5 separate regions of the Homo sapiens genome follow, and regions 1, 2, 3 and 5 are each linked to region 4. The links are chromatin contacts, found by Hi-C or POLR2A ChIA-PET in ENCODE. All regions are on one chromosome and are shown on one strand. The core of a region is the stretch at or near the end of the contact, and the rest is flanking DNA. Distances in the headings are between cores, read along the strand shown.

Region 1 (2,700 bases), core at 38-2,537, 440 kb before region 4:
CCCATTCTTAAAAACTCCCAACCCATTACAGCAATCAACCTGAATCCAAAATCTCATCTAAGTCTTATCAGGTCAAAAGTTTCATTTCTCATCACATAAATCATCGAATATAGGCATGGGTGAAGCTCTGGGTATAGTCCAGTGTGTGGCACAATTTCTCTCTATCTGTGGACCTATGAAGCTAGCAAAGAAATTATCTGCTCCCAAAATACAAAATGAAACACACTCCACCAGGGTAACAGCACTCCCATTCAAAACGAGAGAAGAAGGAAAGAAAAAAAAGAGTCCCTGGTCCCAAATGTTTTCTAAATCCAACCAGAAAAACTCCATTAGGTTTCAAGGCATGGCTCTCAGCTCTGCCTTCAGAGCCTATAAGGTCTGCTCTCACAGTCATCTTTCCTTCTTCATAAAGGGTAATACTTGTTTGCAGCTGTAGTTTCACCCACCTGTTTCCTGTCTGTAGAATTTTGGTGATCTGACAACCTTCTTTCATTTTGTTCTCTCTGTCCCTTTCAGGTCAAGCTGGCAGTGTTTTGGGGCACATACCATTCTTAAAAGCCTTGTGAGTTTCCTGCATATGTCACATGGACTCACTCCATTTGACCATCAGGCCAAATCAAACCTATTGCCTCTTTTTGTAAATGAAGTTTTATTGCAACACAGACACACCTACCTGTTCATTTACATATTGTTGATGGCTATTTACATGATATAACAGAGTGAAGGGTTGCAACAGAGACAGTGTGGCTCAAAAGCTGAGACTATTTACTATCTAACCCTTTTCAGAAAATGTTTGCTGATGACTGGCCCAGAGCCAAAACCCAAATAAGTAGTAGCGTTTAAACAAATGACAGGCTTGGGTGGGTTGCAAAAGCGGGGCCGCTTGGAGGTAGTGAATATTTCAGATGTTGTGCGGGAGGTGTGAGGAGAAAAGTGAGAAGCGGTGAGGGACGAAGGAAGAGGAAGTGAGAGCCATGGACTTCAGAAGTAAACTTGAACTTCTTGGCAAGTTACCTTGGAAGCCTGGGGCCAGGGTCATTAAGCAGCAAGATTACCATGAAGGAAAAGAGTGAACCAAAAGAAAGTAAGGGGAGAAATTCAAACTGGGCTCAATTGTGACAGAAAAGAAAAATCACACCTAGAGCAGTACACTGAGTCCCTTAGTATGCAAGAACCACATTGCCTCCTCCTCATCCTCCCTCTGAAAAGAAGCCCGCTGTGCACACCTATGGGACAGCCTTTGCTTAATTCTATGTGCCAGCGGCAGCTTCCCAGTAAGCCTTCTCCCCTTTGCTTTTGCTCCGTGGAAATGAGAACACGCCAAGGGTGACGTTTGTGTGTGGGTTTTGGCGCTTTCACAAAAAGCTTCATTAGCCTTATTTAGAATATGATTGCTCCTTCAATCCCTGTGCATAAATGGATTTCAGGTGACCATGCCTGTCACAGGCCCCTGCTCGCCTGGTTACTGGCTTGAGGTATTCTTTGGTTTAAACAAAGCAGGACAAATAAAGAGCAAAGACCCACTCAGGGCCCTAGATGTTCATAGAAACTGATTTCCCCTTAAAAAAACAGCTCACTGTGGGAGTTGTAAATAGGAAGAAATGAACCATTTAAGAGAGTCTTTGAGACTACTGCCTGTTGGAATGGAACCAGTTTGGGGTTTGGGGTGGAGGTGGCATGTCAAATTTGTGGTTACTTCCTAAACACACACAAACTGTTTCAATATCTGATTTGAATATGCTACAACTGCCCCCTGCCAAAACCCTGCCCAGCAGTCTTTCTCCCCACAAACAGCTAAGCCAAGAACCCCAGGACAATTTGCTGTCTGTGCTGATAGACTATCTGGGGTTTCTAAAGCAGGCGATGTATTCTATTTCAGGAAATCAGACCAAATAAAAATCATTCCAATTAAAAAGTGCCACTGGGCAAGTAGAACAGCAAGTGCCCACCTCACACAAAACAGACCAACCACAAAGTGCAGGCTTTCATATATGTTGTTGATGGCAGAGTCACTGCCTTAGAGCCTCGAGTTTATTCAATGGGATAAAAGTTGCCTGGTAAATTGGGCTGAGAGGATTTTTTCCCAGAAGGCCATCACAAGGCATTTTGATGTACTTATCATTTACAAGAGCCTAGAGGAATCTAAAAGTGATTTTGATTTCAAATACTATAGAACCCAGTTATTATATAGCTTATTAATACTGAGCTTCAAATAACCATCAGATATATTCTGAGACACACACATATGCACACACATACACATACACACACATACACACACACACACCCTCTGTACAGGCTTGTAATATGAGGCCTGTGATGGTGATGTCTCATGTTATTTAGGGAGTCGGGTTCTAAATTTCTACAAAGATGAAAATTGTGTACAGTTAAAGGTGCATTTGGAAAATCCCTTCAAATGCCCACTAGCACAGTGAGGTGCTTGCACCGTGAGAGGTAGGAAGTAAATCTGATTACTTCAGCTCTCACATGCCCCTTGCAGGTGAGGATGGGCAGAACCAACACCATGTCAGCCCTCTTTTTCACTCTTCTTGCTGAGGGCATGGAGATGAATTCACTTTAGTTAACTGTATAGGTTATATAATTTCACCTTGATCAGCTCACCCCCAGGAGGGTTAGTCCTGTCTACAAATACAAAAGCCACTCGTGTCTTTTTTGTAGGAAAAATTCCTCACTACCTGG
Region 2 (2,700 bases), core at 122-2,621, 300 kb after region 4:
AAGCAATTTGATTTAAGGAAATGGCATGAAGGCATATACTCACTGCAGGAAGAAAGCATACCTGACAAAATATTTTATGACTCCTTGTATTTAGCAAGAAGGTTAGAGACAGTATTCCCTTAGGTATGGTTTTTGAGATGTTCATTAATTTAGCTAATGGGAAAATGCCAGGTGTTCATGATCTCTGACTAGAGAAAAGTCTTTATATCCTAGTTGACTAATAGACCCCTGCTCCCACATAATTCTCAATCACAAAGTAAGCATGCCCAGAAACTATTTAGCAACATGTCAACTCTCTACATATTTATGCCTTCATTTTTAAGTAATCATACCTATCGACGTTTATCCATTTATAAAAGTTGACCTAGGCAATGTAGGTTCTGACGTTACATTATCCACATGTAAGTATTTCTACATTAGTCATTTTCAATAACTGTGCACAGAAGAAAAACCTACTTGAATTATTCTTCTGAATTCTTGGATACTAGGAGCTGCTAGACTTTCCCTAAAACACTTCCACCTTTTACTGAGCATTTATAAGTTCCACTGTGGCCTACTTCATTAATAACACACAAATGCATTTAAATTCTGAAATTCAAGCAAAGAAATCAGAGATGATAAATAACAATAACAACAAACCAGGAAATCACTAGAGAAACCAAAAGTCTGAGCTCCCTAAGGCCTTTTTTATTAGAGCTGTAAATCATATCACCCAAAGGGGAACTTGGGGGAAGTTTGCACACAATCAAGTCTAACCTAGCAGCAGTACTGGAAATAACTACAGATGCAGTGCCAACAATGCTTGGATGATTGCCACCATGAATAACATTTGTCAAGCATTTGTATGACTTAGCTACACTACAAAGCAGCTTTGCTATATAGTTCACAATGTTTTGGCTAATTATACTTTTAAAAATAATCTCCAGTGAAACAAAAGTCAGCTGAACTCTCAATACATTTGAGGAGGAAACTGGTGCCCTAGCATTGAAGCAAATGGCCAAGGACCACCTCCCAACATCAAAAACCCCACCAATATGTCTGAAGGCTGCAAAGGGACTATCAAAATGAAAGATGTCTGCAAGGTAGTCACTTTTCTCTTCCAAATATTTTCTAATTTTGTTACTTTTAAATCCTCCCTTCCTCTCTAAATCCCCCTCCCAAACATCCCTCTTATCTGGGTCAACAATTAAATCACAAAGGATCTCAATGCTCTCAGAGTAACGCACATCTGTCTATTACATTGTACATTCACTGGAACCAGATCAAGGGAACCAGAAAAAATTGTGCTGCATTCAAACCTTCAGCCTAAATGGGTAGCCCTGCAGTGCTACAACTTTCAAAGTTGACACTGACAGTTATCTCTACAAACACTGAAGGGCTCACTGGTGCCAAACAGGATGTCCCTGCTAGGAAGTTCATTGACTATAAATGTTACGTGGTGTCATAACAAGCAATAACGTGCCAAGACTCTGGAGCTTCAGATTAACCACTGAAAGACAACATGGGAAATGCGGTGAGTTCATCCTCATGAAACCAGAGCTCAGGGGAAGCACGGCGTTTAACACTTCCATTTACAAGCCTTTGGGGAGGAAAATCTGGATCACTACAAAGCTGGAGAAAAGTCTCCCTGTTGTAACTCAGGGCTGTGATGAAAACGACAAGAATTACAACCAAGGGAGAAAAAGAGGGAGCAAAGTTCACCACCTAAGGCTTATCTGGAATTCAAAGCAATCTAGGTTAATATTTTATGATACAGAATGAATCAAAGGTACACCCCTCACCTGCACTGTTGTATCTGCCTGGCGACACCTGATGAGGAGGTGTTAAACAGACAACAGCCCACGCTATGACACAAAGAGGAAGAAGGCCAGAGAGGCAAAGAACAAAGAGGAAGAGGAGAAAAGGTACAGCAGCATGCACCATAGTTCAGCAGAAAACTGTGATGTTTATTTCTTGGTTTATTTCTTTTCCCCCATATTTTATCCTGGCTCAACACACTTCAATTTATTCCTCCAATTCTGAGTGCCCCAAATATTTGAACCAGGATTTTTCAAATGAGAGAGAAATCTTGTTAACAAGGAACTTTCCCTTAAAGCTTTCTAAATGTATAAAAATTGTAATTTCACAGAGAAACCATCCAACTCCTGGCTCTCCTGTGACTGATTTTACTCTACAATAATAATTTCTAACATTTACAGGATTTTAAATACATCGTTTCATTCAATCTCAGGACAACTCTGAGGTAGGTACAGCATTCCACAGCAACCCAAAGGTGCAAGATCATATCGCAGGCATGTGGTGGAACAAGAAGTCCAACCCCAAGCCTACATTTAGTTTATATCTTACATTTGGTATTATTAGAAGAGACACGCTGTTCGACACAAAGCTCAAGTTCGTCTACCTTAGATCACATGTCCTTGCTATTTTTAAAGGTGGTTTTTAGAATGAATCACCATAATGGCTTTGCAGACTATGACTGTTCCTGATGCACCAGCCTGGCTATCAGTCATGGGTCAGATGAAGGGTCAGGAGGGCAGGTGGTTAAAAGGACTGAGTGGCTTGATCTCCTGCTAAAATTACACAAAGAAGACTAAGAGCATTGCTGACACAGAAAACTGGACTGAGAACAAGCTACAGTTTATCAAAGTAGAGCAAGTTAGAATTTAAATCAAAGGGAACGCCTTCTCTTGATTTTTAGGG
Region 3 (2,700 bases), core at 22-2,521, 420 kb before region 4:
CGTCCCAGGGCACAGAGAGGATAGAGAAGGGCAGAGAACAGATTTGGGGCTTGAGGGCAGCACATCCATTCAACAAGCACAGCTGACATCCAGTGCTGGAGGCCCAGAGGTGCCCAGTGTGTGCAAGACTGCCCTCCTGCCTCCTCACTGAGTGGACACCCTCCCCCTCTTCCAGCACTCAGAGGACCCCGCCCAGGAAAGCCTTCCTGCTTTTACTAGGGAGGAACAGAAACTGCTTGATCTCCCCGACAAGCGCCACCTGAGCTAGAGGGGAGTAAAATCTACCCTCATTTGGGGACCGTCTCATTTACATCTTTTACAACGTTAAACAGAAGAAAGCATCACTTAGCAGGTGCCCACCCTGATATCCAGCACCACCCTTTGCATTTGCTGTGATTACCTCCTTTAACACAGGTGGAAAATGTGACTCAGAGAGGTTAAGTAACTTACCCAAAGTCACACAGCCAAAACCCAACAGAGCCAGGATTTAGAGACATTCTGATTGACTTCATATTCCATGTAGATGGCACTATGAGGCACTGTCTCAGAAAGTTTTCTGCACACGTATTCCCCCATCCTACTCCCCAAGGCAAAGCAGAAGGCTGGGCTCTGGGTTTTTCTGGCTTGGGATGCCTTAATCAGACCTCCAGCCCAAGCCAGTTTTCAGCGGCTTCTCCCGCGTTCCCAGCCTGTCTTCAATCACGCCGCAGCAGCCCCTACCTTGTTCATCACCGGCTTTCCTTCTCGTGCCTCCTCTAATTTTGCTCCATATCCTTTATGATGAACCATTGCATGGAGGGTGATTTACAACCTCCACTCTCATCTGCCTAGGGTTTAAAAAAAAAAAAATAGAAGAATTAAATTGGATCAAGCGCTCCAAGATCCTGTCTCTGACTTCAGCCTCTCTCGTTTACCCAGTGATGCATCACGCTGTGTTCTAATGGCTTCCTAATGGGCAACTTAATCTGTCATTAAACCCACTCACCAAGCGCCCCTTGCCAGACTCCTCGGCCATTGGTCTGCTTGCTGAGCCACGGCGTCTGTGGGGTGGCCCCGTCCTCAGATTGGCAGGGGTTCTAAAAGGAAGCGTATCCTTTCGTCTGGGGTCCCAGGCTCAAATGCCGACGGGGCCAGAGAGGTAAGAAAGGTGAGCAGGGCTGGGGGCTGGGACTCTGCGGCCGTCTAACGGGCAGCCCCTGCTCGGCCCCCCTCATCGCTGACTTATGGGGATCTGGGCCCAGAACTTCCCATTTCTTGACACAAGTCGGAGATGTAGAAGTGTATGTATAATCTTCCCCTTTTAAAAATGTCAGCATCTATTTAAAAACATTTTTTTTAAACACTGGGCAGGCCAAATAAAACATGGCAGCCGGCAGCTTTGGTCCCCACTGTCAACTCCTTCTCAGAGAGACCCCGAGATACCCCCCTGTGCTGCTCCCAGTCCCGGAGATTTCCTACAGCTCTGCTCAGCACGGGTAAGAGAATAATAAATCGGTCACTTCACTATCCAATTAGCAGCTGTTGCTCCCCGCTGGAGGAAGAAAACAAACAGGAAGACCCTGCCCTGTTTTGTTTAGGATCAAACTCGCCTCTGTACCACCTACCGGAGGGACTCTGGGGTTTGAGTTCTGGGGACAAGCGCGTGCCCCTGCCTCCGAATGAGCTCCTTTTACGTGTGAGTCCTGGGCACAAAACCACAGCCACCACAAGCCGCGGATGCTTCCCCAGCGGGCCCCGCGAAGGGAAACTCCGTGCAGGGGCAAAGCTGAGTTTTGCAACCAGTGAGCGGGAGCCCGGGGGGCGTGGCCAGGCTGAGGGGATGCGTTGTCCTGGTAACCCGTAACTTCCAGAACCATCCATCCTCTGGGGACTTCCTCTATGGGGCTGAAGGGCTTTCTTTCAGTCTCTCCTCAAGCCCTGTCAACATCACAGCAACATATTCCCTTAAATTCCTGAAAAGGTGCCACACTTGAGAGGCAGTGTAGAGTGTGAACCCTGGAGCCAGACCACACAGGATTAGGTGAAAGGCACTTAGCTTCCGCGGGAGCTGGAGCAAGACATTTAACCCCTCCAGCCTCAGTTTTCTTATCTGTCAAGTGGAGATCATAGTTGTGCTGACCCTGAAGGTGAAGATTAAATCAGTTAACATACGTAGCACATCCCCTGTAGTTCCTAGGGCAGGGTAAGTGCTATGTAAGTGTCAGGAATGGTAATAATAATTTGGGGGAGCATCCGCTGTCCTCTTAGCTCTGAGAGATAGAGGCTCATCAATCTATGGGATCTCACATTAAGACATAGTTGAGCTGTCTCTGGGATGCCAAACTCCTAGAGTTTATCACTTCCCCCCTCTCCATGTATTGTATCCTCTCCCCTCCATCAACTCTTTGGAACTGTGGAAAGTTCTACCCCTTTCCAAACCCAACTCCAACGATACTCCTTCATACCACACACAATGTTCTTCACCCTCCTCTGAACTCATTTTATGCTCTATTGGCACACACACAAGAGCACTTATCACCATTTGCCTTAGACAGTAGCTATGTGTGGATACGATTTATCTCACTGGAGACCGTGACCTCATCTTATTTTTTATATCCCCCGTCGCACTGTGTCTTCGACATAATAGGTGTTAAGTCAATATTTGCTAAAGATATGTTAAGTGAATAAATGAATTAGATTCCCTGAAACAACCAGGGAGAT
Region 4 (2,700 bases), core at 88-2,587:
TGGCATGGATGAATCTCAGAGGTATAATGTTGAGTGAACAAAATCAGACAACAAAGACTACACACTGTAGGATTCCTCTTCTATAAAGTTCAAAAACTCACCTATCATGATCGAGTTACAAAATGGTTATCTTTGGCAGAGGGTATTGACTGGAAGAAGGCACAAAAGAGCCTTCTAGGGTGCTGGCCTGGCCTATATCCTGATTTGGGTGGTAGGTACGTAGGTGTACACATAGGTGCGCACGCATTGAGCTGTATTTTTAGCATTTGTGTACTTCGCTGTGTGTTGCATCTCAGTAAAGCAGTCCCCACCACAAAGACAGCTTCTGGATACAGGCAAGAGCTTAAACAGCTTTGGGTGCTGGAGAAGGAACCGCTCATCTGTGGAAATCCACTGGCCTTCCTGGAGAGGTCTTTCCAAGTAGTCGGCTTGTCCTCTGACGGCACCTGCTGAGGAGTGTCTGGTTCCCCTGCTCACATCTCCTTTGCTTTAACCTCCTGCGATGAGCTCCTGAGCTCAACTCCAGACCTCTGGTTCACCAGTCCTCTTAGCCTTTCAGCCACTACCCTCCTCCAGCTTGGAAACCCTTGGGGTCCTAAGGGCCTGTTGACCTGGACGTCTCTCTCAGCCATTTCTGCTACCCTGGCCTAGCAGCCACTCCCATCTGGGCCTTGTAAAGGAGGGGATGTGCCTCCCCTGTGCCAAAAGGGCTTTCTGCTTACCCCTTTTGTCTGACAGCAACTGCCTGTGATGTTTCCTCTCTATGCGCTGATGTCCTCCCGTTTCCTGGAGCAATCCCGGGAGAAGGGAGGGAGGGAAAGAAACTGTATTGACATGCACAGAAATAAGGCACACTGAGAGGTATTTTAAAATCTATTATGTCCCTTACCCTTGATTTCTTTTAGGTAGAGTCTGGTTTCTTTTCATTATGTGACTTGGGTGATTCAAATCAGCATGGTTAGGATAGAATCACGGTATTTTAGCAATGAAGAGGTTCTTAATCATCATTTCAAATTCCAAGAGGGACGATTTCCAATTGTGTGGTCCTAAGTACATGAACACATTTATTATCCTGCTTCCCACCCAGCCCCCAACACACATAAGCATCACTCATCAATCATTATGATCACCAAGAAGATGCCTCCCGACACATCCACAGTTCTAAATGTCCCAAGGCAGGGTTTAGCCTCATTTGTTTATTTTGCAGATAACGAAATTGAAGCCCAAAGCAGAAAAATGACTTATCCAAGCCCCTGACAAAACAGGGCCTGATTTCCAGTTCCGTGAGATTTGTAGGTCACCCTGTTAACTTTTGGTGTAAGTTTGAGGAACTAAAACGAGGCACTGCAAGGGAACTTCTGTTTCTTACTGAATTTCTGCTTTCCTTTCTGGCAGTAGAAGCTGTCCCATGTCACTTCCTCTTTCCCTCCCTGAGAGTTAGCAGATAGCGTGGTGCCAGAGCCATTGCTTCCCTCTCAAGCAGAGGGGCAGTGGAGGCATGTCTGAGAACTTGCTGGCAGACACACCCAGTGTGGACCTGCCCTATTTATCCACACTCTCCACCCTGACCACATTAGACAGATATGCAAACACTCAGCATCCGGCAAACCCCCCACCACCCTCCCGGCCAAGTCTCATCACAGATCCATAAAAGACAGTGAAAATACACCGAGGTCTGATTTATTCTACTTTAGATGCAAAGACTGCTCCATCCCATCACCCCATGTCATTCAGATACAGGCGGCTTGATGCTGGCAGCATGTGGAGCAAAGTAAGTGAGGAGGAGGTTCAGCACAGTGGCTGGGAACACAGGAGTTAGAGCCATTCGTTCATGCATTCATGTAAGCACTCATTCATTCATGCATGCAAGCATTCAAGCACTGGTTCATTCATTCTCCATTCCAGTGTTTATTGAGCTCTTACAATCGTTGGGTTCATTCTGGGCATCAGGTAACATGCTGGTAAACACAATAGATGTGTTCCCAACCTTGTGAACTTACAGTCTCTAGATTGAGCTCAAAACCTGGCCCTGCCACTGAACACCTATGTGGCCTTGGGTGAATTGCTGAATCTCTCTGAACCTCTACCTCTTCATCAATAAAACAGGAAAATAGAAATAGAGTTGTGAAGAGTAAGTATAAAAAAGGATGGGAAGGAACTAGCCCAGTTCCTGGTATATAATAGGTGGTAAGTAGGTCACAGTTACTATTATTGCTAAAAATTTAACATTCGATAGGAACAATCCCTAAATCCGTATACCTAAAACCTGGACATGAAATTTTGGCTAAGAGCTCTATATTTTACCTAAATTATGTATAATAAACCAGCTTTTTTCAAAGATGTGTAGTTGTATATCATAAATCAAATACACATATATATAAGGTGTATATCATAAACAAAAAACCCTATGTGTGTATAGTATGTGTGTGTGTATGTGTGTGTATCTTAACTGGCATGGTATCATAATTTCTATATTCTTTTTTTTTTTTTTTTTTTTTTTGAGGTGGAGTCTTGCTCTGTCGTCCAGGCTGGAGTGCAGTGGCGTGATCCCAGCCTGGCTCACTGCAACCTCCACCTCTCAGGTTCAAGCAATTCTCCTGACTCAGCCAACCAAGTAGCTGGGACTACAGGTGTGTGCCACCACGCCTGGCTAATTTTTATATTTCTAGTAGAGACGGGGTTTCACCGTGTTGGCCAGGC
Region 5 (2,700 bases), core at 39-2,538, 360 kb before region 4:
TCCCCAGCACGGCCACCCCAACCACCCCAGCACAGGCAGCTCCAGCCCAAGTCTATGCACCTTAAAGGTTTAGTCCACGAAGCGACTTGATTTGTAAGTCTGAGCCCTAAGGCCAGGTCACTGGGAGGGAAATCCCATTGGCCCTGCTTGGTCAGGGGGTCACAACCTGGCTACAGATGACTCACTGGGGACTCTGGGAATAATCTCTCTCAAAAGGTAAAGTGGACAGGGACAGAGAAGATGATTAAGAAAGGAATAGAAATCCAGGGGAGGCCAGGCGCGGTAGCTCACACCTGTAATCCCAGCACTTTGGGAGGCGAGATGGGCAGATCACTTGAGGTCAGGAGTTCGAGACCAGCCTGGCCAGCGTGGTGAAACCCCCATCTCTACTAAAAATACAAAAATTAGCTGGGTGTGGTGGTACATGCCTGTAATCCCAGCTAGTGGGGAGACTGACTCAGGAGAATAGTTTGAACCCGGGAGGCAGAGGTTGCAGTGAGCCAAGATCACGCTACTGCACTCCAGCCTGGGCAACAGAGCGAGACTCCATCTAAAAAAAAAAAAAAAAAAAAAAAGAAGAAAGAAAGAAAGGCAGGGGAAAATTGAAAATTATGACAGAGGAAACAATGAGGTGAAAGAAAGGCCCAGTGTCTCAGATCGCCCTGGCTGTCCCCTGAGTTGAGGACACATCTCTTTCCTCCTTCTAAGAAGAGGCCTTGTCACTTTGTTCTTGCTGGCAGAGCTGGAAAGGCTTGAAGGAGACCACCCAGTGAGGTCACCACACAGTCCTCTTTGCTGCCCCCCATCCTCCCTGCTTTATGGTACCCAAGTCAGGGCTGCTGACCAACCACTGAGTGTCTTGACAAGTCTCAGAGAAGAGATGGACAAGGTACAAAAGTCCTCCGGCTGTTCGGCTGGGAATGGGCTCCCTAATTATGTTCTCAGCCCATACGCCCTGTGGCCACAGCTTCCAGTTAACTAGCAGCAGCCAGAGGGGTGGGGCAGGGGCAGACAGACCAGGTTCCAGGTAATTGTGGCCAAGCCGGAGCTGAACACAGAATGTGGAGGGTGTGCTGGCTTCTGGACACCCCAGATTATGGCTCTGGTGTTGTGTCTATATGATGCAACCAGGGTGTGTATCTTCCCCCCAGGGAAAGGCCCTCCCCACTCCAACCACCACCACAGGTGGTGTGGAGAACTTGCTAGATGCACGCAGTATCTTCTTCCTCCTTCTCAGGGGCCCTGCTGAGCCCAGAAGACCTAATTATATTTAGCGGGTTGCAGTTTAGGACTTGCGGTTAGGCAGGAAAGTGTGTGATTCTCCAAGTGTGGTTCCCCCTAATACCTGCATCTGAATCCCCTGGGGAGCTTATAAAAATGCAGCTTTCTGGGCCCCACCTTTGACCTATAGAATCAGAATCTCTGGATTGGTGGGGCCCAGGAGTCTGTACTTTAATAAACTTACTCTCTCCCCTCTGCTGCACATCAATCGTGTGCACACCAGTGATTCTGTTGTACTCAAAAGTTTAAGGACCGAAAATCACTGGCACAGTGGTTAAAAGCTTGGTGTCTAAACTTGGAGCCTGACTCTCTTATTAGCTGGCCCTGTGGCCAAATTAGTTACGATGCTTCATCTCAGTTCCCTCACCTGTAAAATGGGCATAAACACAGCATGCATGTCATAGAGTTACTGGAAGCACTCAGTGCCCTTAGCTGTAAATAGTGAGCACTGCCTAATGATAGCTGTCATGCTTTGTTGTGGTGGAGGACAGAGAGGATATGAAAGCTGTGAAGGCCAAAGACTAGAAGCCAACCCAGACTTAAGTCTAGAGCTGGCGGACTGGGGTGCCAGGGAAGAATGATCTCTGAGCAGAGCACAGCAAAGATGAGATGTCATCCAGGGCAAGGCCCAGAGGAGGTCACGTGCTGTAAAGTCCCTGCAGTGAGACAGCATGGGGCACCTAGGGACGAGAGCCAGACACAGTCAAGGGCAAGAAAGACAGGTAGGCAGGAGCCAGACTGGGAGAGGCCTGGTAGACCAAGGCGTGGGCACTTGATCCTGTGAATGATGAAGGGTCATGTAGGTTACATTTGCACACTGTTACACCTTTAGACACGGGCACCTGAGGTTCTTGCTTAGGGTGTGATTTATAGGGCTCTACCCTGGAGCCCACTGCCTCCCCGACAACCTGGTTGAGGAGTGGTGATACCTAAGGATTCGCCACCTGGAACCTACATCCACTTCTTTATGCATCATGCTTTACATACTTGGAACTCCTGCTCCAAACATCCTGAGCCTACCTTTAGGGTCTGTGCACACCTCTTTCTCTTGTCCCTCTTCCTTCTCCAGGGAGGCTGCTACAGCTTTTGTCCAGCAGGCCAATCTGAGAGGCAACCGTGTGTGTACAGGAGGGGTGGGCAACTCTTGGACTTGCAGTCTGTGGGGTCCACATGCGTGGGGCTGGAGATGGGCCTTGCACCCTCCTTTGTGCTCTTCTCCCAGGTTGCAGTAGGTATCGGGGCAGGACTGCTGCAGATTTGCTCTCTGGCTTGCCAGAAGGGAATGGACTAGGCGAGGCCTCCAGACTCAAGGCCTGCAGACCTGTTATGAGCCTGTTGCCAAAATCCCAGCCAAAGAAAATGGTGGCTTCTGGCTAAGTTGTGGTGGCTAGGAGTGGGGGAAGGTGACTGATTCAAGAA

The links. Hi-C counts contacts between places; a loop is a spot of excess contacts on that map. ChIA-PET counts read pairs that join two places held with the same protein, here RNA polymerase II (POLR2A). Pooled maps may share reads with other maps.
Region 1: a loop to region 4 is called in a pooled map, with 3 times the contacts of the local background. The contact joins two enhancer-like sites. A Hi-C loop is called at or near these places in 2 of 37 single-sample maps with no recorded cell type and 3 of 50 pooled maps.
Region 2: a loop to region 4 is called in a map of PC-3, with 4 times the contacts of the local background. The contact joins two enhancer-like sites. A Hi-C loop is called at or near these places in 2 of 168 maps with a recorded cell type or tissue (OCI-LY7 and PC-3), 9 of 37 single-sample maps with no recorded cell type and 10 of 50 pooled maps. POLR2A ChIA-PET finds 5 or more read pairs at or near these places in 2 of 52 experiments (activated B cell and activated naive CD4-positive, alpha-beta T cell).
Region 3: a map of B cell shows a loop between it and region 4 (4-fold over the local background). The contact joins the promoter of LINC00877 here to the enhancer-like site in region 4. A Hi-C loop is called at or near these places in 1 of 168 maps with a recorded cell type or tissue (B cell) and 5 of 50 pooled maps. POLR2A ChIA-PET finds 5 or more read pairs at or near these places in 1 of 52 experiments (naive thymus-derived CD4-positive, alpha-beta T cell).
Region 5: a loop to region 4 is called in a pooled map, with 4 times the contacts of the local background. The contact joins two enhancer-like sites. A Hi-C loop is called at or near these places in 4 of 37 single-sample maps with no recorded cell type and 5 of 50 pooled maps. POLR2A ChIA-PET finds 5 or more read pairs at or near these places in 2 of 52 experiments (PC-3 and activated CD4-positive, alpha-beta T cell).

What each region holds. Positions count from the first base shown.
Region 1 is chr3:72,077,209-72,079,908 of GRCh38, forward strand. All of the region lies in intron 2 of LINC00877 (long intergenic non-protein coding RNA 877), which reads right to left. Among named protein-coding and RNA genes, the nearest start is that of LINC00877, 22 kb to the right of the region's middle. RefSeq lists enhancers at 991-1,080, 1,151-1,280, 1,401-1,450. Within about 2 kb of position 1,288, at least 3 of the 41 ENCODE cell types and tissues checked have a DNase peak (open chromatin) inside an H3K27ac peak, as active enhancers do.
Region 2 is chr3:72,819,845-72,822,544 of GRCh38, forward strand. The region is part of intron 6 of SHQ1 (SHQ1, H/ACA ribonucleoprotein assembly factor); the gene reads right to left. Among named protein-coding and RNA genes, the nearest start is that of SHQ1, 27 kb to the right of the region's middle. RefSeq lists enhancers at 2,403-2,452, 2,473-2,700. Within about 2 kb of position 1,372, at least 13 of the 41 ENCODE cell types and tissues checked have a DNase peak (open chromatin) inside an H3K27ac peak, as active enhancers do; they include PC-3, where a contact is called at or near this core.
Region 3 is chr3:72,099,184-72,101,883 of GRCh38, forward strand. LINC00877 (long intergenic non-protein coding RNA 877) reads right to left here and starts at 1,272. Exons shown (of 7, transcript NR_104116.1): 1 at 986-1,272; 2 at 721-827. RefSeq lists an enhancer at 550-1,390.
Region 4 is chr3:72,522,159-72,524,858 of GRCh38, forward strand. No RefSeq gene overlaps it. Among named protein-coding and RNA genes, the nearest start is that of RYBP, 77 kb to the left of the region's middle. Within about 2 kb of position 1,338, at least 9 of the 41 ENCODE cell types and tissues checked have a DNase peak (open chromatin) inside an H3K27ac peak, as active enhancers do; they include B cell and PC-3, where a contact is called at or near this core.
Region 5 is chr3:72,162,848-72,165,547 of GRCh38, forward strand. The region is part of intron 2 of LINC00870 (long intergenic non-protein coding RNA 870); the gene reads left to right. Among named protein-coding and RNA genes, the nearest start is that of LINC00870, 13 kb to the left of the region's middle. RefSeq lists enhancers at 1-66, 1,067-1,336, 1,847-1,956. Within about 2 kb of position 1,289, at least 4 of the 41 ENCODE cell types and tissues checked have a DNase peak (open chromatin) inside an H3K27ac peak, as active enhancers do.